Regions from separate parts of the Homo sapiens genome. Here region 2 is linked to region 1. The links are chromatin loops, found by intact Hi-C in ENCODE. Cell type or tissue: mammary epithelial cell. All regions are shown on one strand. Each heading gives the region's core, and the rest is flanking DNA. Links, peaks and the distances in the headings are about the cores only. Region 1 holds the start of LOC105370564 (a long non-coding RNA gene). Region 2 overlaps ABCD4 (ATP binding cassette subfamily D member 4).

What was found. Hi-C counts contacts between places; a loop is a spot of excess contacts. Peaks named below come from ENCODE experiments on the same cell type or tissue, not always from the same donor. Only the 100,000 strongest peaks of a DNase experiment are listed, where the experiment ranks them.
Region 2: a loop joins it to region 1, with 13 times the contacts of the local background. A loop is called at or near these places in 5 of 110 quality-filtered maps.

What each region holds. Positions count from the first base shown.
Region 1 is chr14:74,208,742-74,224,379 of GRCh38, forward strand. LOC105370564 (a long non-coding RNA gene) reads right to left here and starts at 9,023. Exons shown (of 3, transcript XR_944025.3): 1 at 8,839-9,023; 2 at 5,905-6,016; 3 at 120-210. In mammary epithelial cell, for the core only: a CTCF peak has its summit at 9,078 (motif pointing right); no DNase peak of the experiment used is centred there; H3K4me3 peaks cover 326 bases.
Region 2 is chr14:74,293,162-74,300,572 of GRCh38, forward strand. ABCD4 (ATP binding cassette subfamily D member 4) reads right to left here. Exons shown (of 19, transcript NM_005050.4): 2 at 6,989-7,107; 3 at 6,387-6,514; 4 at 4,769-4,908; 5 at 3,172-3,288; 6 at 2,693-2,818; 7 at 1,987-2,037; 8 at 1-87. Among named protein-coding and RNA genes, the nearest start is that of ABCD4, 6.1 kb to the right of the region's middle. In mammary epithelial cell, for the core only: a CTCF peak has its summit at 1,282 (motif pointing left); no DNase peak of the experiment used is centred there.

The DNA of each region.
Region 1 (15,638 bases), core at 7,861-10,360:
TCCAGAACAGACAGCTGAAGCAGTTGTTACAGCAGCAGGATTGCAGGGCAGGCGACGCTTCACAACATCACCAAAGACTGATGCAAATTGGTTTGGTTCTGACCCTGTCACACCAGGAAGGATAATGACTCCAGCAGCGCCAGGCATGGGAGGGAGCACGTGGTGGGGGCTGTGAGGATTGGTGTCTCACTTCACATCTTCATTAATGATCTGAAAGACAGGGGTAAACAGCATGCTAATGAAACCTGCAGATGATTGGTGTTACAAACCCCAGAGAGGACAGAGAAATAGCACAACGAGACCCAGAGAGCTTAGAAATATGGGCAGGAGACTGTCAAATGAGACTCGTCCTAGGAAAATGAAAGTCGACACGTCAGGGAGGAATGATGAAGGTGCCTCTGGGTGGGGGCCTGCAAACCTGAAAAGCAGAGATGGGTGGCAGGGTCAGGAGGTTGAGGGATATGATAAGGTTTGGGGTGTGTTGGAGGGAGACAGAGGAGCTGACCTTGAGGACCCAGGGGACAAATACCCTTGTGCATTTCTGGTCAGGACTGACCATGGGGCCAACAGTTCATGCAGCTGGGGAACCAAGCAGGTTGTACTGGCCCATTGGCCTGTGTCAGCTCCAGGACCCCTCTGCAACCCAGGACCTCTGATTTCACAGTCACAAGCTATGCCTATTTGCACCCAAGCCATTAAGGCTAAAAGCGCCATTTTGACCCGACCTGCTATTTTCCTAAAATGAAACAAGCCAAAATACATCTTTAACATTTTGCACTAAATTATTGGGGAATAGGAAATTCAAGAGCAGAGAAAGCAAAAAATGTCCGTATTTTCAAGGGTTTCCCATTCAATAAAGATTTATCAGAGCGTAACTCATTTATATTAAATCTACAAATCTTAAGTGAACAGCTCAATGATTTTTTTCCTTGACCAAATCACTTCACTTCACCAAGTCTTGGTTTCCTCGTCTGAAATGAGCATAACAGCAGAACATATCTCACAGCTGTGTTGTAAAGATTAAATTAGACTCGGTAAAGCCCCTTGGGCACAGTAAGTACTCACATATGGGGTGATTATTATTACTGTTTATTATCCTCTAATTTTATTCCTTAAGCTTTACTCTTAGCTCCCTAAGTAAATGATTAATTTCTTGAAGTCAAGGACTGCCTTAAACTTCTTTTCAGCTCATGGGTGCTGAATAAATCCTTGTTTGATGGATTAATGTGTTAGAAAATTCTTTTCATATAAATAATTTTATTCTTACCTAACTCAGATCTACTTTAAATGAAATCACTTTCTTCAAAATAAAACAAAAACAAGTAAAATCCTTATATCACAAGAGTGTTTTGAAGACAAAATATTCTGCCTTGAGTCTATGTTAACACCATGTGCTGTCTGGTGAAATTTTAGGCCAGAGGAAATCCCAGCCTGATGATTAAGAGCTCACTTTTGGGGCCGGGCACGGTGGCTCATGCCTGTAATCCCAGCACTTTGGGAGGCTGAGGTGGGTGGATCACAAGGTCAGGAGATCGAGACCATCCTGGCTAACACAGTGAAACCCCGTCTCTACTAAAAATACAAAAAATTAGCCGGGCGTGGTGGCAGGCACCTGTAGTCCCAGCTACTCGGGAGGCTGAGGCAGGAGAATGACGTGAACCCGGGAGACGGAGCTTGTAATGAGCTGAGATCGCACCACTGCACTCCAGCCTGGGTGACAGAGCGAGACTCCATCTCAAAAACAAAAACAAAAAACAAAAAAAAAGCTCCATTTTTGAGTCCAGTCGGGTTTGAATTGGGGTGACTAGCCGTCTGATTTGCTTGGAACTCAGGGGTTTCCTGGGAGGAATAACAGTCTTGACCATGTGACCGTTGATCACTCTAGTTTTAATGTGGTTTCTGCTACTTAATAGCTTTGGGGTGTGGCCTTGGATAGGATTGTTACCCTTATTGAACTTAGTTTCCTTTTCCGTTAAAGGGGGAAAATAACTACTTCACCAGGTTGTCGAAAGGATCAAGTGTCCCAGATGCGTTGGTTCACACCAGTAATCCCGGCATGTTGGGAGGCTGAGGCAGGAGGATTACTTGAGTCCAGGAGCTAGAGACTAGCTTGGGCAACATAGTGAGACCCCATCTCTACAAAAAAAATGTTTTTAATTAAATAAAATTAGCCAGCGCAGTGGTACATCCCTGTAGTCCCTGCTGCTCAGGAGGCAGTGCCGGAAGGATGGCTTGAGCCCAGGAGTTCAAGGCTGCAGTGAGCTATGGTGGCAGCATTGCACTCCAGCCTGGGCCACAGAGTGAGACGCTGTCAAAAAAAAAGACAGGGGGTGGCAAGCATGATGCTCACACCTGTAATCCCATTACCTTGGGAAGTTGAGGCAGGAGGATCACTTGGGGCCAGGAGTTCAAGACCAGCCTGGGCAATATAGTGAAACCTCATCTCTCCAAAATTAAATTAGTCAGGCATGGTGGTGCACACCTGTAGTCCCAGCTACTTGGGAGGCAGAGGCAGGAGAACCACTTGAACCCAGGAGTTTGAGGCTGCAGAAAGTCATGATTGTGCTACTGCACTCCAGCCTGGGCAACAGAGTGAGACTGTCTCAAAAAAAAAAAAAAAAAAAAGAATTCAAAGAATATACCTTTGCCTATTCCACTTATACCCAACAAAAATGAGTTGACACCAAAAGACACGTGTGAAAACAATAGCAACTTTATTCATTCAAGTAAAAAACTGGGGAACAAAGGCCATCAGCAGGAGAATGGATAGATTGTATATTCTATGTGGAATGCCAACTGGCAATAAAGAATGAACAAACTACCATGCCGCTTCACACAGTAATATGGATGAATCTCCCAAACACGAATGAAGGGCACATACCGTATGACTCCATCTGTATGAAATTCTAGAACAGGCAGAACTAATCTATGTGATAGAAGTCTAAATAGTAGTAACCTTGGAGGTATTAACTGAAAAGGGGCCCGGGGAGCCTTCTGGGGTTTTGGAAATATTCTCTGTCTTGATCTGAGTGCTGGTTAACACAGGAGGGTATGTGTGTAAACATTCATCGAGCTGTGCAGTTAGTGGCTGCACACTTTAGGTAAGCTGTGCCTTAAAAGAAATTAAGGTTCTCTGAGCCTCTAGAGGGAAGTGTTGATGAAAGCTGATGGTTTTTATGTTTCAAACCACCCCATGGAAGCTATTTGGGGCAATAGCATAGGGGAATCTAGAGGATCCCAGACTCACCCTGGGTTCAAAGCTATGAAGTCAGAAAGAAGGACAGAAGATGGTCAACATGTCCCTTTGGCAGCTGCCACTCATGCTCCACCAGTGACTGAGCATAAGGGCTGGAGGGCCCTGTCCTGTGCCCTCACTCACCGTGACCTCAATGTGGGGGAGGGCTGTCAGTCAAACTCCAAGCCCAGATGCTGCACCCTTGGGCTCTCCTTCGAGGGAGCACCTTTGTCTACCCACCCTTTACTGAGAAATCAGTCCCCAGACTGGGGGCTCCTCAAGAGCGAGGACCAGATGTGTGTTTCTGTTTCTCCAGAGCCTGACCTATCATAGATGTTCATTGTACAGTTGCCAAATGGATGCCTCCAGTGACCTAACTCATCACTTAAATTCTTCCCAGATGGAACTGGCCACTGATCTTAAAGCCAAAGATAGGCTTTTTCACTCATGGATCATTCAGGCACTCCTTCCTAAAATAACTGGGATTCCAAGAGAGCTACCAGCATCTCTGACATGCTTCCGATCAGTGCAATTCTGATTCTGTTAGAAAGGATCTTCAGGCCGGGCGCAGTGGCTCACACCTGTGATCCCAGCACTTTGGGAGACTGAGGCGGGCAGATTACCTGCGGTTGGGAGTTTGAGACTAGCCTTTATTTTTAAAATAAAATAAAATAAAATAAATTCAGTTTCTTAGTTGCGCTAGGCACATTTTGAGTGCTCAGTAGCCACTTATGGCTACTGACTACCACTGTATTCGACAGTGCAGAACTGCATGCATTTCCATCATCATAGAAAGTTCCAGTGGACAATGATGGATTCCAGGTGATCCTCTTGGAGCCTGTAGCGGAGGGGAGGAAGGAAATAGGTGGGTAGGACTGGGCCCCCACCCCCAGTTCAACCAGAGGCACTTTGCCTATAAATTCAGATTTCAAGTTAGATTTCATTTGGGAAAAAAAAGTATGACTTTTTAAATACTTTTTGAAAAGGTAGTAAATACAAACTATATTTAAAATGAACAGATTATGAAAAAATACATCTTCTTGCCATCCCATAACCCTCAGACCACTAGTTAACAGCTTGTGGAAACTACACCTGTTCTGCAGCTTGCTTTTTTTTTTATCTTGGATCTTGTTCATATTGGTACCTAGAGATGTAACAGCTACATACTATTCCACTATATGGATGTGCCTTCAGTTACCTAGCCAGGCCCTGTGATGGACATTCAGGTCATTTCCTGTCTTCTGCTACTACGAACTATGTGGTGATGAGCAGATACCCTTGTGTTTAGGTATCTGTGGATATATCACTAGCAGGGGAATTGCTGGGTCAAAGACCACATGCATTTTAAACTTTAATATATATTGCTGAATTGCATGCCCCGTGCCCAAAAGAGATGGCAACAACAAGAAGGTCTTTTCCCCACACCTTCCACCAGGCCACTGTGATCAGGCCTGCAGGTGTCCTGCAGGGTAACGGTGGCTTATCTTGGGAGGGGGTTGCCATTGCCTCCCCACAGCACTGGGGCCCATTCCACCCAATCACTCTCTCTTCTTGTCACTCCTTCCTGCCACCAAGAATAGTTAACTTTTTATTTTAAAAAATTTTAATGGACTAGTTAACATTTGATTGAGCACTCATCAGGCCCCCGGGTACAAATCCTGCTCAGCCTGACCCTGCTCATTCAATTCACAGATTTGTCCTTTACTTCGGTGCTTCATGGACTCTTCATGACAACCTCCTGAGGCAGGTACCATTATTATTCCCATTCTACAGCGGAGAAGCCTGAGGTTTAGCGATTAAATCACTGGTTCACAGTCACCTAGCTGGTTAGTAGCAGAGCTAGGATCCAGCCCCAGGTCTGTGTCACCTCACAGCCTATGCTTAGTTCCAACAGGCTGCCCCACTCACCTGCTTCCCCTCATCCCTCCTCCCTTCATGGACACCAGCTCTCCCTCCCGCCCTCCGGCCCTGTTAATACCCCACTTCTCTTACGTGTCTTTGCTGAAGTACCCACAAGCCCTCACTCCCTGCCCACTCTCTCCCTCTTAAGGTCAGGGCAGACACCTCCATCCGGACCCTTCCTCCCTCACTGCCTTGGCTTCCTCTACTCTTGGCCTTGGGACTGCCCCACCTGAACTCCTGGGTCGGCCCAGCCCTCCCCTAGGTGATCGCCTCAGCCTACAGGGGCCGGGAGAGCTGGGGAGGGAGAAGCAGCGGCTTGCATCACCTGACCCTACTCAGCCAATTCACGAAGACAAGATGTCAAGTTAATGAGCCTGTGGGCCTCTAATTAGCTGTCAATTACCTCAAATTAATCACCTCCTCGCCTAATTAAGCATTATCGGCAGGTGGGCACAAAGCAGACCATTGTGTGAGAGCCATGAGAAAAGCTGGGCTGGCAAACTTGGTTAGGATCAGCTCTGTGCACTGCGCCCGCCTCCCCACAGCGCTCAGCCATGGGCCCAGCTGAGAGGCCCTGGGGCCCTCTGCCCACCACTGTCCCCAGACACTGGGGTACTTGGGGACCTCCTGGGAAGCTGAGTGGACTGGAAGGGAGGTACAGAGCCTAGAGGCAGGTGAGACAGCTTTGGGGCAGTGGGGCGGTAGGAACTGGAGGCCACGGAGAAGGGCGGAGCTTCAAGGCGTGGTGACCAGCTCCAGGCACTTACTGAGAGCCAAGGCGAGAGCTGGGCAGAGGGGACACCAGGTTGTGGCTGGGCGTCCAGGCCTGTGCGGGCAGGCAGAGCTGGCTTCCAATGCTGGCCTGGCCACTTGTGAGTTCTGTGAACCCAGAAAGAGACAATGTTTTTGAGCCACAGTTTCCATCCCTGGGAAGAAAATTTTTTTTGTTCTAAACACTGTCCTGGGTCTTTGTGAGGGTTCAGTAGGATCATGCTTGTGGAGCACCTGCCACATGGTAAATGTTCAATGTCTTTACTAGTGGCAACAGTGGACATGGGTGGTTTAAGACCCAGGGCCACCTCACCTAACAACTGCTGAAGCTGTATTGTATCCCCAAATTCTGAGCCCCCGGGCCTCAAGCCTGTAGTGCACCCTTGAAAAATGTGAGTGGGCTGGCCAGGCGTGGTGGCTCATGGCTGTAATCCCAGCACTTTGGGAGGCCGAGGCGAGTGGATCACCTGAGATCAGGAGTTCGAGACCAGCCTGGCCAACATGGAGAAACCCTGTTTCTACTAAAAATACAAAAATTAGCCAGGTGGCGGGTGCCTGTAATCCCAGCTACGCAGGACGCTGAGGCAGAAGAATCGCTTGAACCTGGGAAACAGAGGTTGCAGTGAGCTGAGATCGTGCCACTGCACTCCAGCCTGGACAACAGAGTGAGACTGTCTCAAAAAAAAAAAAAAAAAAAACAGGAAAGAGAAAAGAAAAATGTGAATGGGCTGCTAGGACGCACGGTTGCTGGATGCCGGGCTATCTGGCTACCACTTCCTCTCCACTCCCTCCCCATCGCCCAGCACCTTCCAGGGATCAGAGCCCCACTCACAAAGTGCCCTTGGTGCCATATGGAGCTCACCAGATGAGAAGACCACAGTTCTCTAACTAGAGACCAAGAAGAAGAGGGCCCCTTGGGTCTTGGGACTGCAGGGCCTAAAGCAAGGGGGGTCTCCAGGCAGCCCCTGGGCACTGAGTTCATGCCCCCAGCCATGGTCCTGGGAGGCTGAACAGAGTTCCCGCTCTCCTCGGCACAGGGCAGGGTGAGGCTGGGGGCCACCTGGACAGCTCTGCGCTCCCACTGACTGTCAAAGGCCACCACTCCCATGCCAGATCTGTCCCCTCACCCCACCCTAGCCGCCCCTTGTAATCTGTACCCACTACTTCAGCCCTGGCACAGGAAGACCTTTCCCTATCTCCTGTGGTAACAGAGACCCTTAGCCTCGCCGCCATGAAAGCTTGGAAACATCTTTCCTCTCCTTGGTCTCGGTCATTTAGCAAACATTGTACCTTACTAATTAAGCTCACTGTAAAGGGGTGATGGTCAGGTGAACACAAATCATTAATGGATGCTCTGGAGAGACAAAGAACAAAAAAAAGCTAGCACTTATTAAGTGCCTACTGTGTGCTGACAGGAGTGGTAAGAGATTCCGTGAATATGTTACACCTGTATATACTGTTATGTTTAATGAATTATTTATCAAAATAGATAATACATATACACACAATTTTTTAAACTAAAATAAGGGTGTAGAGGAAACCACAGGCTTCCCTCACTCCCCTGCCCTCCAGCCATCTGATTCTGTTTCCCACAACCAACCAGTAACCAGTTTTTCATACACTTTTCCAGAAATTAAAAAATATTTATATGTATATACATATTTCATTTTCACAAGTGAAATAAAACGTACTGTCCATCTTCCTTTTTTAAAAATAATACCGTCAGCCGGGCGCAGTGGCTCATGCCTGTAATCCCAGCACTTTGGGAGGCCAAGGCGGGTGGATCACCTGAGGTCAGGAGTTCGAGACCAGCCTGACCAACATGGAGAAACCCCATCTCTACTAAAAATACAAAATTAGCCTGGCGTGGTGGCACATGCCTGTAATCCCAGCTACTCAGGAAGCTAAGGCAGGAGAATAGCTTGAACCCGGGAGGTGGAGGTTGCAGTGAGCCGAGATTGCGCCATTGCACTCCAGCCTGGGCAACAAAAGCGAAACTCCGTCTAAAAAAAAATAAATAAATACTGTCTTGGAGATTGAATGTGGAATAGCAGCACAGTATTCCACTGCATGAATGTGAACTTTTTTCTTCTCTTTAAAATTACGTAAAAGTTGGCCGGGTGCAGTGGCTCACACCTAGGAGCGTCTGTCCATTAGCTTGTATGTCTGTCCGAATGGAAGTGCCTCCCTGGGCCGGGTGCGGTGGCTTACGCCGGTAATCACAGCACTTTGGGAGGCCAAGGCAGGAGGATCACTTGAGCCCAGGAGGTCGAGGCTGCAGTGAGCTGTGGAGGCACCACTGTACTCCAGCCTGGGTGACAAAGCAAGACCCTGTCTCTAAAAAACGGGGTGATGGGGCTCTTCCGAGTGAAAAGGTGGAACTACTGACCTAGTCCCACCCTGTCAGTTCACCATGAGGAAACAGGCTAGAAAAGGGGTTGACTTGTCCTTAGTCTGGAGCTGCCTTGTCAGGTTCTTCCAGGTACCACTTGATCACGTGGACGGGATGGCATTAGCCGTGCACACTGGGCAAATGCTCCGCCACCCTCCCTGCTCTGCTGGGCTTGGGAGGAGTAAGCGGTGGATGAGATGTCCCTGATGTGTTGGGCCTCCAAGGAGGCCCTTTATTTATTTGTTTGTTTGTTTGTTTGTTTATAGTTGAGTCTCACTCTGTCACTCAGGCTGGAGTGCAGTGGTGCTACCTCAGCTCATTGCAACCTCTGCCTCCCCGATTCAAGCGATTCTCCTGCCTCAGCCTCTCAAGTAGCTGGGATTACAGGCATGCGCCACCACGCCTGGCTAATTTTTTGTTTTTTAGTAGAGACGAGGTTTCACCATGTTGGCCAGGCTGGTCTCCAACTCCTGACCTCAAGTGATCTGCCCGCCTTGGCCTCCCAAAGTGCTGGGATTATAGGCGTGAGCCACCGCACCTGGCCCAAGGAGGCACTTCCATTCGGACAGACATACAAGTGAACGGACGGACGCTCCTAGGATGGGTGCTATGCATTGCTTAAGAAGGGGAACCTTTGAGGACCCTTGAAATCCCTCCCCTCTGATGCCTTGGAGGAAGGCGGACTGGCCCAGATTCCCGGACCGGCAACCGCCACCTGCCTCTCTGGTCTCCTCCCACCCCGAGGGGATCGCGCTCGCGCCGCGCCACTCGCGCGGCCACCGCTAGAGGGAGCCGGGAGCGTCTCCGAAGTCTCCCGCTTGCGGCTTCGCTCAGGCGCTGCCTTTCACCCGCCTCGCAGGGGCTGCGAGGCTCCGACAAGACTGGTCCCTTCTTGTCATTAGGCCCTAGGCCCGCAGCCCTCCGCGGCCCCGACCTCTAGGAGGTGCCCAGCACCAACAGGCCGACCCTATGCTCCCTACCCAGCCCTCCGCTATGAAAACCCTAACGCTGCTCTGCTACTGCCCCCATTTTACCAATTAGGACACAGAGAGGCTGACAGATGTACCTAGGGTCACACAGCGAATGCGTGGCAGAGCCGGAAACCCAGGGGGCCTGGCTCCGAACCCCCATGCCTCAGAGGATCTCAAGCACCTTCTTGTATCTTTCTGTTCAAGGGGAAACCGAGGCACAGAGCAAGTCTAGAGCATACTGTGTGGGTGGCCCAGTCTGCCAAGGACCGACAGGAGGCTAAAGCTAGGCGGCCAGCCCCTAGGCAGATGACCACAGCAGAAAAGCCTGTGGGGAGAAGAGGTGCCAGCCTGCCCCAAGGTGGGGGTGGAGGGGGCTGTTGGTGCCTCCCAGGATGGGTGACAGCTGCAGCCTTGGGTGGGAGGCCAGAGGCCCCACACGATAATAACTTTCACTCACTGCCCAAGAGCTAATCCCATTACTCTGCATGGACCCTCTGGGACCACCTCCCTAACCCCCCTTAATCCCCTGTCTCCCTCTGGGAATGGTCCAAGGGCCTCCCTGCCAGCCCATGCCAGCCCCAGGCACAGGCAGACCTTGCCCCTCAAGCTCTGTCAGACCACCTGTGCCCATGAATGCCCATCGTGCCTGATTCTTGGGGCCCCAAAGGGACAGCCAAGAAGGGTGGAGGTCCAACCTCTCTCACCCACCTTCCCTGCCATCCCTGACCCTGCCTGCCAGTCCCCAAGGCACCTTCCCAAAATAGCCTCCGGCTGGGATCCAGGTTTTCTGAGCCTCGTGTTCCTTTCTAAGCAGGCTTCTGGGGCTTGTTATCGTTTTTGTTGAAGGAATTGGCAGGAGAGAGCTTGGGTCCACAGTATATTCATCTGTAAAATGGACGCAATCGCCCCCAATTTCTATAGTCGTTCCGAGGATACAATGAGACACTATGAGACACGGAGGACACAATGAGACACAAGCCTCCGGAGTGTTATTATCAGTGGTACAGAGCTGTCTTCAGATATGCAAAGGAAGTGGATTTCTTTTGTGTGTTACCAGAAGGAAGCTCCATGGCCAGAAGGCAGATGTTAGAGAGGAAGATTCTGAAAGATACACACTGTCCTATAAGGGTGATAAGAGCCACCATGTACTTGTCTTGGTCTCTTCCTTAGGTGCCAGGCACTTAAGCTTCACAGCACTCTATGAGGTAGATACTGTCATTACCTGCGTTTTGCAGACGTGGGAACTAAGGTTAGGAAACGGCACACAGTGGTGGAGTTGGAATCAAAAACAGCTCTGACTCCAGAATTTTCTGGGGCATTCTGCCTCTCAGGATCTGCTTCTAAAAGGGGGAGCTGATGTCTGAGAGCCACTCCGCCCCCAAAGTAGTGAGCTTCCCATTTGCCAAAAGTGTTCAAGGTGATGCTGAGGGGCCACACCAGGAACCACCGGTCAGGAGCCCTGAGGTCCCATGGCAGCCCCCAATCCTCCCAGCATCCCCAGGCGCGGGTTTCCAGGAGGAGCCAGGCCACTGCCCCCTCCCCAGCCTGGACACAGAGGGGGCTCCGTTTGGCGCCCTGGGCCTCCCTCTCCCCCACCTTCTGCTGCTCCTCATTTACATAAATTATCTCTCTCCAATTATCCATCCAGCTGTCCCAACGGTGATCTGTGAATGAATTAAAAATGGAATATAATTTAATAATGGCTGATTAGAAGGAGATTAGTTGTTATATAAAAATGAAAAGCCAAGAGCCAGCTAGTTGCCCTTAATCTGAGCCAATACCATCGTTATTCCGGAAAGGCCCCCTGGCCACCATCAGGCAAGGCAGACACGGGGACAAAGACTGGGGGAGTGCCAGGTGGGGCTAGACCACCCCAGAGAGAAGATAGGGCACTGGGAGGCTGGAATTTGCAGCATCTCTGAGCTGTGGGGCGTGGGCATCTCCTGTGGCTTCCTTCAAAACAGGTTTGGGTGGCTTCTGGGGTCCCTTTTTGCTCTAAATTCTAGTCATCCTTGAATCAAACCACTGGGCTTTCCCAAGGCAGCCAATGACTTACACCAGACCCTGCTAGGCATAGGATCTGGGGTTCAGGAGTTTCGTTCCTGCTCAGGCCCCGCCTCTAAGAACACATAGCAGTAGGGAACACAGACTTCCCCTGAGGGGGTCTACCTGTCTAGGACAGGTGGTCAGAGAGGGTCTCAAGCTTGGTTGGTCCAGACGGTCCACGGAGGATGGACTGGCTGAGACAAAGAAGGGTGAGTGTGCCCAGTGGGACCTCTGGGCCATCTGAACCTCAGGTTAATGACTAGATCTAGTGAAGGGGACTAGTGCCTCTCCTCCAGGAAGTCTTCCCTGATCTCCTGGGCTTTGGGGTGTCCCCAGTGTTTCTACGATGCCCTGTGTTTTCTCCATCAGTGCACTGAGCACTGCCGATGGGGTGTTCAGGCCCCCGTTTGTGAGCTCCATGGCTTCTTCATGTCTGTATCACCAGTGTTGGGCACACAGTGGTTGCTCTACCACATCATTGAACAAATAAAGACACCACCTCCAAAAAGCCTCTGTGATTGCCCTAGTGTAGGTTATGCGCTCCTTTCTTTGCTCCCCAAACACACTGTGATTATGCCTTTAAAAATAAGGCAAGTCATTGCTGTGGAGAATATAGAGAAGGACAAAATTTTAGGTAAAGGTGGATAGATGGAGACAGAACAAAGTGGTTAAGAGGAGCAGTTTGGAGTCAGACTGCCTGCGTATGCATCCCAGGTCCACCTCTTATTGCTGTATGACCTGGGTGGGGCATGTTACTAATTTCTCTGTGCCTCAGTTTCCTCATCTATACAATGGGTGTATATAATAATAGTACCTACTCCATAGGATTTTGTGAGAATTAAATGGAAGCACTTGTGGCTCTTATAATGCTTGTCACACCGAGAGCCTCTCATCTCTGTTGATGGTGCTGGCTGGACAGTGGGCCTGCGCAAAGCCATCCCAACATCCCTGGCTGCTACTTTTACACTGCAGGGCCCACAGGGACACAACACTGTGGCGGGACCAGAATGTTTCACCAACCTCGGGCCTTCCTGAAGAGGCTCACAGCTCATGACATGCCCATGAGAGGGGTCTGAGCCCCGGGGCTCAGGTCTGGGCAGCGAGGCCTGTGTGACTGACATAAGAGGATGTCTGCTAGGCCTGAGCTTGCAGAAAAGGAATGAAAGGGCCGGGTGGCCAGAGGAGTTGGGCATGCAGACCAGGAAGGGAAGGCTGAAGAGCTCTCTGCAGCCGCTGACTCAGGCCTCAGGGGCCATCATGGAGCAGACAGCCAAGGAAATATTGTCCACAGTACCAGAGGCTGGGAATGAACAGGGTGGGCACCAGAGGAGGCTGATTCTCTCAAAATGAGAGGCAGTACAGATTGTGCACAGCAAGTGTTTGTTGATTGGCTAACTGAGCTGCACCGGATTTTTCTAAACTTTCTTAGTCAAGAAAATCTTGATTTCTTATGTTTGTAGAAGGGCCTGGGAATCCGCACATTTGACAAGAGCCCCCGGTGAGTCTCAAGAACAGGAGGTTTTGACCCCAAACTCCATCTGTCCCTCAGTCACTGCTGCAGTGCCCTCTGGCAGTGGGGGCTGACTGGTGACCCCCACCTTGCCCACTACCCTCTGACACTCACTCCCATCTCCACAGCCTCAGCTTCAGTCACTCCCAGGACAATCTCCCTGGTGAAGCCTGAGCACATCGGTCCATATTGCAGCCGGGGGAGGCCTCCCAGACCAGCCCAGGCTGTGGGATAATTTGATATTCAAATCCTGGCAAAGACCTGCTTCAAATTGCTGCAAATTAAGCTGATTTTGCCCCTCTGAATGAGGGATTTGCTCCTGTGGATCAACCCTCTTCCCAGGACTTGATGAGGTCAGGATTAGAGACGGGGAGAAAAAGCCTGAGGCCGGAGGCCGGAGAGCTGGAGAGCTGAGGGGCGGGGGGAAGCCGAGACCCTGGAGTTAGTGAAGGTTCCCAGGGTCTCAAAAGGCAGCTCTACCCAGTGATAGCAGAGCCTCTGAGGCCCAAATGGGTCAGCCCCACTCCTCCATCCCCCCAGGAGAGCACAGCTCTGTACTGTTCCCAAAGCAGTTTGTGGACCTCATCCAATCTTTCCAAGCACCTGTGACCCAGGGCGGAACCGATCACCCCCATTTTACTGATGAAAGGGGAGATGAGGCTTTATTGGCAAAGACAATCTGGACTCAACCACTGCCACCGACTTGCTACGTGACCTTGAGCAAGTGACCTCTCTCTGAGCCTCCTTGTAAGGATGACTGGCGATGCATACACAGTGCCAGGCACATAGCAAGCCCTCCATAGCATGGGCCAAGTTCCTAGCCAAAGCCCTGAAGCTAGAAAATAGCTGAATGGAGAACGTGGGGCTCTCTGGACCTCAGGAAGAGTCAGTCCCCTGCCTTCACCTGGAGGTCTGTGCCTTCTCCCAACTGTACCCCTCCTGATAGGACCTCCCCCATCCCTGGCAGAACCTCATTTCCATCTGTTTTCTCAGGGCCTGTACTGTATATTGCAGCAATTTCAAATGGCACCATTAAAGATTTTATGCTGGAGACGTTAAAATTAAAAAGATCTATGTGCAAAGAGTCACAACGAATTTAATCAACTTGATTTAATAGAAAACAGCAAATGGAATTTATGATGCTCCAAAAGACAAGGGAATTTTTTTTTCAACAAAAAATAATAAAAAGCACTTTGTGGAAAACAGAAAGTGGAGTGGGGTGGGGGTGGGGGCTCCCCATCTGAGAGTTGATCAGAACTTAATCCGCCGTGAACAACCCCAGTCGGGGCTGTTTGCCCACTAATCCCAGCTGCCATTAAAATATTAAAGATAAATCTAATCGTCTCTTTATCCAAAATAAGCGACTTTTGTGTGGGGAGAAAACATCTAACCCTTTGGGAGGAGAATTAGTCCTAATGCATCAAATGGAATTCGGTCCAGGCAGGGGCAGAATAGGGTTTACAGGCAAATGAGATGGTAATAGAAATAAAACCCAGAATAACAAATTAAAAACCCTCATTTACACGAATTAAAACAGCTCACAAAAGAGCCGGAGGCCCAGCCCTGCCCTCCTCGGCCCCAGGCCCATTCCCCCCTCCCCTGGTCTCACCCACCCGCAGGCCCCAGAGGAGCCAAGGCCTGACCTCATCCTTGCAACTTCTGCCCCACACCCTCCTGGATACTTACAGAAAAATGCACCCAACATCCGCTCTCCAAGACCAGGCGCAGGCTGGGTTTCTGAAGGCTCTCACTGAGTCTTCATTCATCTCCCCATCTCTCCTGCACCAGCTTTGGGGTCAGAAAGAACTTCATGCTTGTCCCAGTGCCCTCCCCTACTATGTGAGGTCTTGATTTGTTTCTATTTATTTATTTAAAATATATTTTTTAGAGACAGGGCCTCACTCTGTTGCCCAGGTTGGAGTGCAGTGACTCAATCACAGCTCACTGAAGCCTCAAACTCCTGGGCTTAAGTGATCTTCCTGCCTCAACCTCCTGAGTAGCTGGCACTACAGGTGTGCACCACCATGCCTTTCTATTTTTTTTTTTTTTTGGTAGAGATGGGATCTTGCTATGTTGCCCAGGCTAGTCTCAAACTCCTGGGCTCAAGTGATCCACTGGCCTCAGCCTCCTAGAGTGCTGGGATTAGAGGCTAGAGGTGTAAGCGACCACGCCTGGCCCTAGTTTTGTTTCTTAAAACCCCTGAGCCCCTATTACTTGGGGAAAATGAGGATAATAACGGCTCCTGTGCTCACACAGCCCTTCTCCCCAGCCTTGACCCCTGCTGCTGCTCCCTGGCCTGGCTCCACAGAATTTGATGAGGCAGCAGCATATGGAAGGCCCAGCACTGTGTCTGATCCACGGGGACCGCTCGATCACAAGCTCTCACAGAAGTCTCCCCCAAAAGGATTCTTAGTCAGCTGGGAGGAAGGACGCCTAGCAATGGGCCAGCCAGGGGGGCAGAAGGAGCAGGCAGCAGCCAGTTTGAGTAACTACGTGGGGTCACCCACTGGGTTGTCACTCATGGGGGCTGAGGCCAACCCAGATCTTCAGGGTTCTCCCTAAGTGGCCCCTTGCCCCCCAAGGTTGCCTCAAGTTTGGCCCTGTGGCTCCTCCTGTGTACCTTCCCCCGAACTGGGAACCCCTCCCCACCTTCTGCTCAAGGTCTGAATCCCTTCACATGAATATCCTGCTCTCTGCCTTAGTGGCTGGACGCTTCTCAAAGGAGATGCACGCTCCCTCAGGAGGCTCCAGGACCCTCTGCAAGCCATCACAAACTCATGAGGTCTTGGTACAGACAAGTGTGACAAACCC
Region 2 (7,411 bases), core at 69-2,568, 77 kb after region 1:
CAGAGCTCCTTGGACATCAGCTCCCTCTGGGTCTGAAGGAGTCTCTGCAGCCTGCGGTCTGTCCTCATGTGCTCCACATGCCCAGCTCTGACAAGGAAAGGCTGGGATGTCCACAGGGCTGGAGAGGTTCAGCCAGGTTGGGGGGCCGCCTGTCCCATATCACACCCTCCTTTAGAAACCAAGGCCATTCAAATGATCTTGGTCTCAGGATCTGTCTACTGGTAGCGCCCATTCACGGCTTCAGTCATGCCTTAATGGTATTGTCTGTGTGAAGAACATAAACTCTAGAGTTGGGCAGACCTAGTTCAAATCCTGGCTCTGGCCAGTTACTAGCTGCGTGACACAGGCAGGCTACTTAAGCCTCCAAGCCTCAGTTTTTTTAATCTATAAAATGGAGCCAATAATACCTATGTAATAGGTTAGAGTTAGAATTAAAAGTTTCTAAATATAAAGTGCCAAGCACATAAGGAGCCCTCAATAAATAAAAACTATTGTTAAATAAACATACACAGAGCGGTCACTAGGTGTACCAGGCATTGCACTAGTTAGCTAGTGCAATAAAGAAATGAGAAAATTATCTCTGTCTTTGAGGAGCTCTCAGTCCAGAGGGCAGGCAGGCACACTGCATTCTTCACTTGGAATCAGGAGTACTAAGTGTGCCCTCAGGGCCATGGCAGCAGATAGGCTTAGCCATTAAGGGAGTCTGGGAAGGCTCTCCAGAGGAGGTGATCTGGGGTTTCAAGGATGGGAAGAAATTCGCTAGGCAGAAAAGGTGGAGGGAGATTTCAGATTTTGCACAGAGGCCACAGAAGAACTCATCTGAAACTCTACAAACTAACCTGCCTTCCCCAGAGCTTCATGAGCAGAGGCTGCAGAATCCAAAAGCAACTTTTTTCTTTTTTTTTTTTTGAGACGGAGTCTTGCTCTGTCACCCAGGCTGGAGTGCAATGGCAGGATCTTGCCTTACTGCAACCTCTGCCTCCCGGATTCAAGTGATTCTCCTGCCTCAGCCTCCCCAGTAGCTGGGATTACAGGTGCCCGCCACCATGCTCAGCTAATTTTTTGTATTTTTAGTAGAGACAGGGTTTCACCATGTTGGCCATGGCTGGTCTCGAACTCTTGACCTCAGGCAATCCACCCGCCTCGGCCTCCCAAAGTGCTGGGATTACAGGCATGAGCCACCATGCCCGGCCTCCAAAAGCAACTTTTTTACACACCCAGCCCTGCCCACCTCACAACCCCACCCCAGCGCAGATTCCCAGTATTCTTGGTGCCCTCAAGTGGTGGAGGTTGCAAACTGCAGCAGAGACTGAGGAGCAAAGGTCCCAGGGCTATCACATCCACCCCAAGTACAGAGCCAAGGAGTAGCTTCCACTTCTTAAACGCAAACCTCTGCCTGCACTATCAATCCTAACGCTGATTTCAGAGGCCTCACATAAGGCAGAGCACAGGGACCGGTTCTGGCCCTGGAGGGAAGGGATGGGATTTCATGCCGCTGCTGCTGCTCCTGCTGCTGCCGTCAGGAGACCAGACGCTTGGCTCCATTAGACAGCATTGTGGGGAGCAGGTCTCCTGGTTTTCTGAGAAGCTCCCATTCCATCCCACGCTACGGAGACAAAGGATCAGGCTTGAACCTCAGGCACTGGCAAGAAAGCTTCTTAACAGACAGAAGAGCAGAGGCAGACGGATGTCTTACAGTCACCAGCAAGAGGATGAGGCATTCATTCATTTGACAATTTCAGGCCCCACGCTAGGCCACTAAGACTAAAGCTGGCCACAGTAAGGAACCACCAGCTTCAGAAGCAAACCCCTGGACCTAAGGATGAGGCAGGCAAGGGCAGGGGGAGGTAGAGGGAGAGGGTCACAGCCAAGTGTGACAACACTCAGCCCCTGAGCTCGGTGGTGGTGGGAGGGTTGAGGATTCATCTTTCCTTCTCCACTCTCAGCTCTGGCAAGGCAGAAGGGGAACCATCTCTCCAGACTCACCTGTAGAAAGCAGCAGGCTCCGCATTCACCCGAATCTGCATGTGCTTGAACCTGGGCGGACCAAAGGGAAATGTGTGCTGACAACAGGGAGTACTGGCCTCACTCTTGTTGGAGTCCTGGATCACAAAGACCGCCCAAGCGGAGCCCGGCTCTGCCTCAAAACCGTGGCTGCCTCAGTCTGACCCTTTCCTGGACTGTTATGGGGTAGAAAACCCCAGGGCTAGGTGGTGTGGCAGGAGCTCTGCAGAGACAGGGCTGCCCCTCAGCTTTCTGCAGAGAGGACAGGGGTATTCCTGCTCACAGCATCTCCTCCTCCCAGGGCCTGGCCCAAAGGAGGGGGACAAGAAGCACAGGGCAGGCACTGGATCCATTGGCTGCCACACCCAACTGATCCAAGACAGGGCGGTTATGCCAGGGCAGTGAGAAGGCCAAGAGATGACAATGACGATGGTGATGGCCAGGCAGACACGGTTCTCAGACCTTCTCAGGTATGATTTCATTAATCCTCCTAATCCTCTCAGTAGGCAACGGTACCATTTCCACTTTAGAGACAAGAACATTGAAGCTTGGAGAGGTTAAAGACCTCTCCAAGATCACACAGCTAGTAACTGGCACAGCTAGGATTTGAACTTAGGCAGTTTTACTCCAGATCCCCTTCCTTAACTATTATGCCCCAGCCCAGAAACCTCAAGTGAGGGAGACACACCTAAAATCTCCCTCCAGCTTCTCCTGATGCACCAGCTTCATCACAATGGGGCCCATCAAAGTTTTGTTCACCACGGTCCCCAGGATGAAATACCCGAAGATGCTCACAGGCCCGAGCCAGCCTGTGCTGAAATAGAGAGAGAGGGAGAGAAGGGAGAGGGTGTGGGGTGCCACCTATCCCCACATGCCTCAGCCCTGACTCCTGTTCCCTCTCAGGTAGCCCCTGTCCAATCTGAGTGGCCCAATGGGCCCTCTGCTCCTATGTGGGGGCATCTGGTATGAGCTCTCAGAGCCAGGATATCTGTGACACTGCAACACAGGGCCAAAGGAAGGGCAGGGGCCTGAGCACGTGGGATGGGTGAGCACGTGGTAAGGTACGGTGGGAGAGAGGGGAAATAAGCTTCTCTTGGACCTTGACCTGGGAGAGCTGACTGAGGGCCCTCTGGGGAAACACCAGGCTGGGGAGGAGGGAGGCTTCACCTTTGGAAGCACTGGTAAGTGTAGTAGACGAGGGTGAACGGGGAGATGATGAGCTTGCTGGCCATGCTGCTGAGCTGCCGGCAGAATCGCTCCACGTCCTGGCTGATGCGCTGGTCCCTGGAGCCAATGACACAGAGTAGCTGGACCCAGGGAGATGGGCCCAAAGGTAGAGAGAACAAGAAACTTTCACATCACCTCTGCTCTTGACCTTGCCTCACAGTGCTGTGAACACTGACCCTATGGGAAGAGGGAACCAGACAAGGCTGGTTTCCTAGGGGCAACTAAATCCCAGGGCCTTTAAACAGGGTTCTAGAGAGTTGCATCTTACGGTGCCTTAGTTAATCCCCTGAAAAAGTGGGAACTGAAAGGTCCAGTACCCAGGGGCCTGAGCCAGCTCTGAGCAGAGCCAAAGAAAAACTTGAAGGTAGATGAGCTGTTTTGGATGATCAAGAAGACTATCCCCTTTATCTCAATCCTCCCAAATTTCTCTTATATAAGCCCTAGCCTGGCCCCTTTAGTTATCTGGCTGTGAAAGCTCCAGGCTGTGAGGCACACCTGTAGTCCCAGCTACTCAGGGGGCAGAGGCAGGATGGAAGCCATAGCCATCAGAAAGAGGCCTAGAAGTTAGGCAGCAGCAGCAGCCTCCCACGCATCTTTGCACCAAAGCTAAGCTTGAGCTGAGAGGTACCCCAACCAACAAAGTGCTTGCTAGGAAGGTGGTGAGTGAGGGGATGGGTGTGAAGGAGACCCCCTATGTCTCATCTCACCACTAGGGCCATACTGATTCCTATTCCCAATGAGTGACGTGACCTTGGGCAAGTCACTTGCAATCTCTGGGCTTCAGCTTCCTCATCTGTAAAATAACAATAGCTAACTTACACTGAAACACTTGCTATGTGTCAAGCACTGTACATGTGCATTACATGAATGATATTTCATCCTCACTACACCCTTTGAGATAGGAACTATTATTGTCCTCATTTTACAGAAGGGGAACCTGGGGCTTGGTGACTTTAAGAGTTATAACCTGAGTGGTGATAGAATGGAGATGTGAATCCTAGACTGAGTCCTGGATAGTGGTAATTTTTTTTACTGATGAAAATCTAAGAGCTGGTTTTTCTAGCAAGGACATTTTCTTTAGAACCCTCTAAAGAAACCCCTTAGTCTTCTTACTGGAAGACTAAGATATAAAGTATGAAAAGGACAAAAGAAAGCTGCTCCTAACATTTTTCTTTTTTTTAAGAGATGGGGGTTTCTGCTATGTTGCCCAGGCTAGAGTACAGTGGCTATTCCCAAGTGTGCTCACGGTGCACTACTCCTGGGCTCAAGTGATCCTCCTGCCTCAGCCTCCTGAGTTGTTGGGACTACAGGTGCATGCCACTGCACCTGGCAGGCTTCTTCTTTTTAGCTGCCTATTCACAGCCCTGCAGCTTCTCCAGGAGTCCTCTGCAGGGCACCCTCCCCCATGACTCTGGGCAGCAGCATTTGAAAACGACTGCAGATGATCTCCTTGGTGTCTGCCACCAGCAGTCTCCAGGGCTAGGCCAGAAGGAAAGGACCACACAGAGTGTAGAAAGGACTGAGTTGGGGCGCCTACGGGTTATCGATGTCATCCCGCAGCACGTTGAGGGTGTAGTACGCACGGCCCCGGAAGTAGAGGCGGTGAAGGTGCTCAGTGAGGTCCTTCCTCCAGCTCACATACAGCAGGTTGCAGGTGAACTGATCAAAGCTCTTCAGCTGTGCAGTGGGGGAAGCAAGGGGAAGGGAGAGATGGCTTCCTGAAAATCTCAGCTCAAAGCTCAAGGCTCGCAAGAGCCTCCGCTGACCCATCCCAGCCCACTCTGACTCTGATTACTCCGTCCACTCAGCACTTTTCTTTTTTAAATCATCGAGTCATGGGACTTTCCCTTCCTCACTCACTCACGTGTTCATTCCTTCACCAAATTTTTTTTCTCTGAGATGGAGTTTTACTCTTGTTGCCCAGGCTGGAGTGCAATGGCGCGATCTTGGCTCACCACAACCTCCGCCTCCCAGTTTCAAGCGATTCTCCTGCCTCAGCCTCCCGAGTAGCTGGGATTACAGGCATGCACCACCACGCCCAGCTAATTTTGTATTTTTAGTAGAGACGGGGTTTCTCCATCTTGGTCAGGCTGGTCTGGAACTCCCGACCTCAGGTGATCCGCCCGCCTCGGCCTCTCAAAGTGCTGGGATTACAGGCGTGAGCCACTGTACCCAGCCTCCTTCACCAAATATTAAAGGGCTTACCAGAGGCAAGACCCTCTTTCTACACTGTCTTATTTTGAGAGTAGATGAGCTTCTGAAGATTGGAGACCATATTGTCGATTCCATTTATGTTCTTACTCCTTTGTCCCCCAAGCTTGGGACAGAGATTTGTATGCATAGGTGCTTACTGACCGAAGACCCAACAAAAGTGGCCATGGTACGATGAGCAGTGGCTTCCCCAAGAAAACAGGTGGCACAGCCTGGCAGACAGCATTAGGCTTGAGTTCTGGTACAGCCCTGAGTCTCATCATTTACCATTTCCAGGGCACCTATGTGCTAAGCACTAGGGACATTATGAGCTCACAGTTTAGCCAGAAAACAATTACAAGCGTGTGAGGAGTGTTACAGCGAGGTAAACTCAAGGAATTCGTTAAGTACAGAAAAAGGGCAGAGTTTGGTGGAGGAGACACAAAGGAGAAAGCTGAGAAAGACTTGAAAGAGGTGACAACGGAGGGATGACGAAGAGTGAGCAGGTGGTAGCCCCCCTACTGAATGAGGGGTAGGGGAGGAGGCCATTCTGCAAGAAAGCACTGTTCAAAGGCTGGGAGGTGTGACATGGTGCCAGGGTGAGTCACAGCCTCGGTCCCGCAGAGGAGGAGCAGCAGCTCTGGCTGCTGAGCCGTTTTAATGAGCTGCCGGAAATAAGAGTTCTAGGAAGGAAAGGGGCAATGATCAGTTCTGCTAAATGCTGAATTAAACCAGAACCTGTGGCCTGGGCCCAGGAGTGGAAACATCTGAGGAATCAGTCCCACGTGGGCCAATAGCAAGATCAACGTGCTTAATAAAGGCAACTATCCCTTTAGTTCCCAGAAAAGGGAGGAAACACACCCCCACAGCTTGCTTCCTGCTTCCTGGAGGCTAAGTTCCACTAGGCATTACGGTCACACTGGACTGGAGAGGACGAGAGACACAGAGAGAGGGAAAGATCTTACCGTGGAGTTCAGAACAATGAGCATGACAGCCAGGAATGTCAGAGTCTTAAACCCTTCCAAGTCTTTGTTTCCCAGGACCCCATAGTACTGACTGGGGATCAAGCCAACCTGGTAGATCACAAATTGCTCTGAAAGGAGGGAGAGGAGTAAGAAATCAGTGATGAGGGGTTAAAAAGAAGGGAGGCTTCTTCCTGAGTCCCTGCCTCATCAGCACCCCAAAGAGATGAAAAGGGGCCGGGCGCGGTGGCTCACGCCTGTAATCCCAGCACTTTGGGAGGCTGAGGCGGGTGTATCACCTGAGGTCATGAGTTCGAGATCAGCCTGGCCAAGATGGTGAAACCCTGTCTTTACTGAAAAATACAAAGTTTAGTCGGGCGTGGTGGTGGGTGCTTGTAATCCCAGCTACTCAGGAGGCGAAGGCAGGAGAATCACTTGAACCAGGGAGGCAGAGGTTGCAGTGAGCTGAGATTATGTCACTGCACTCCAGCCTGGGCAACAAGAGAGAAACTCTGTCTCAAAAAAAAAAAAAAAAAAAAAAAAGATGGAAAGGGACCCCAAACCAGAGCTCCCCTCCCTCCTCTAGTCTGGGCTCACTCACTCACCCAGTAGGGTCAGGCACAAAAGGGTCAGGAACATCAAGGCATTTTGTGATGACCAAGAAGGAAACAAAACCTTCAGTATCTGCAGGAACCGCTGGAGAAATTGCAGATCTAACCTGGGCCTGAAGAGAAGGTGGGGAGGCAGAGAAAAGCCCAAGACAATAATTAAGCCTTAGGGAGTAGTTATTAAGCTCATCCACATTGTTCTGTAGAGGGTCCAGGCCATGCAGAAAGAATGGTTTTCAAATGCTGAAGATGGTAGGCTGGGAACAGACCACGGATACAAAGGAAATTCTTTGGCCAAGCGTGGTGGCTCATGCCTGTAATCCCAGCTACTCGGGAGGCTGAGTCAGGAGAATTGCTTGGACCTGGGAGGCAGAGGTTGCAGTGAGCTGAGATTGCGCCATTGCAACAAGAGCCTGGGCA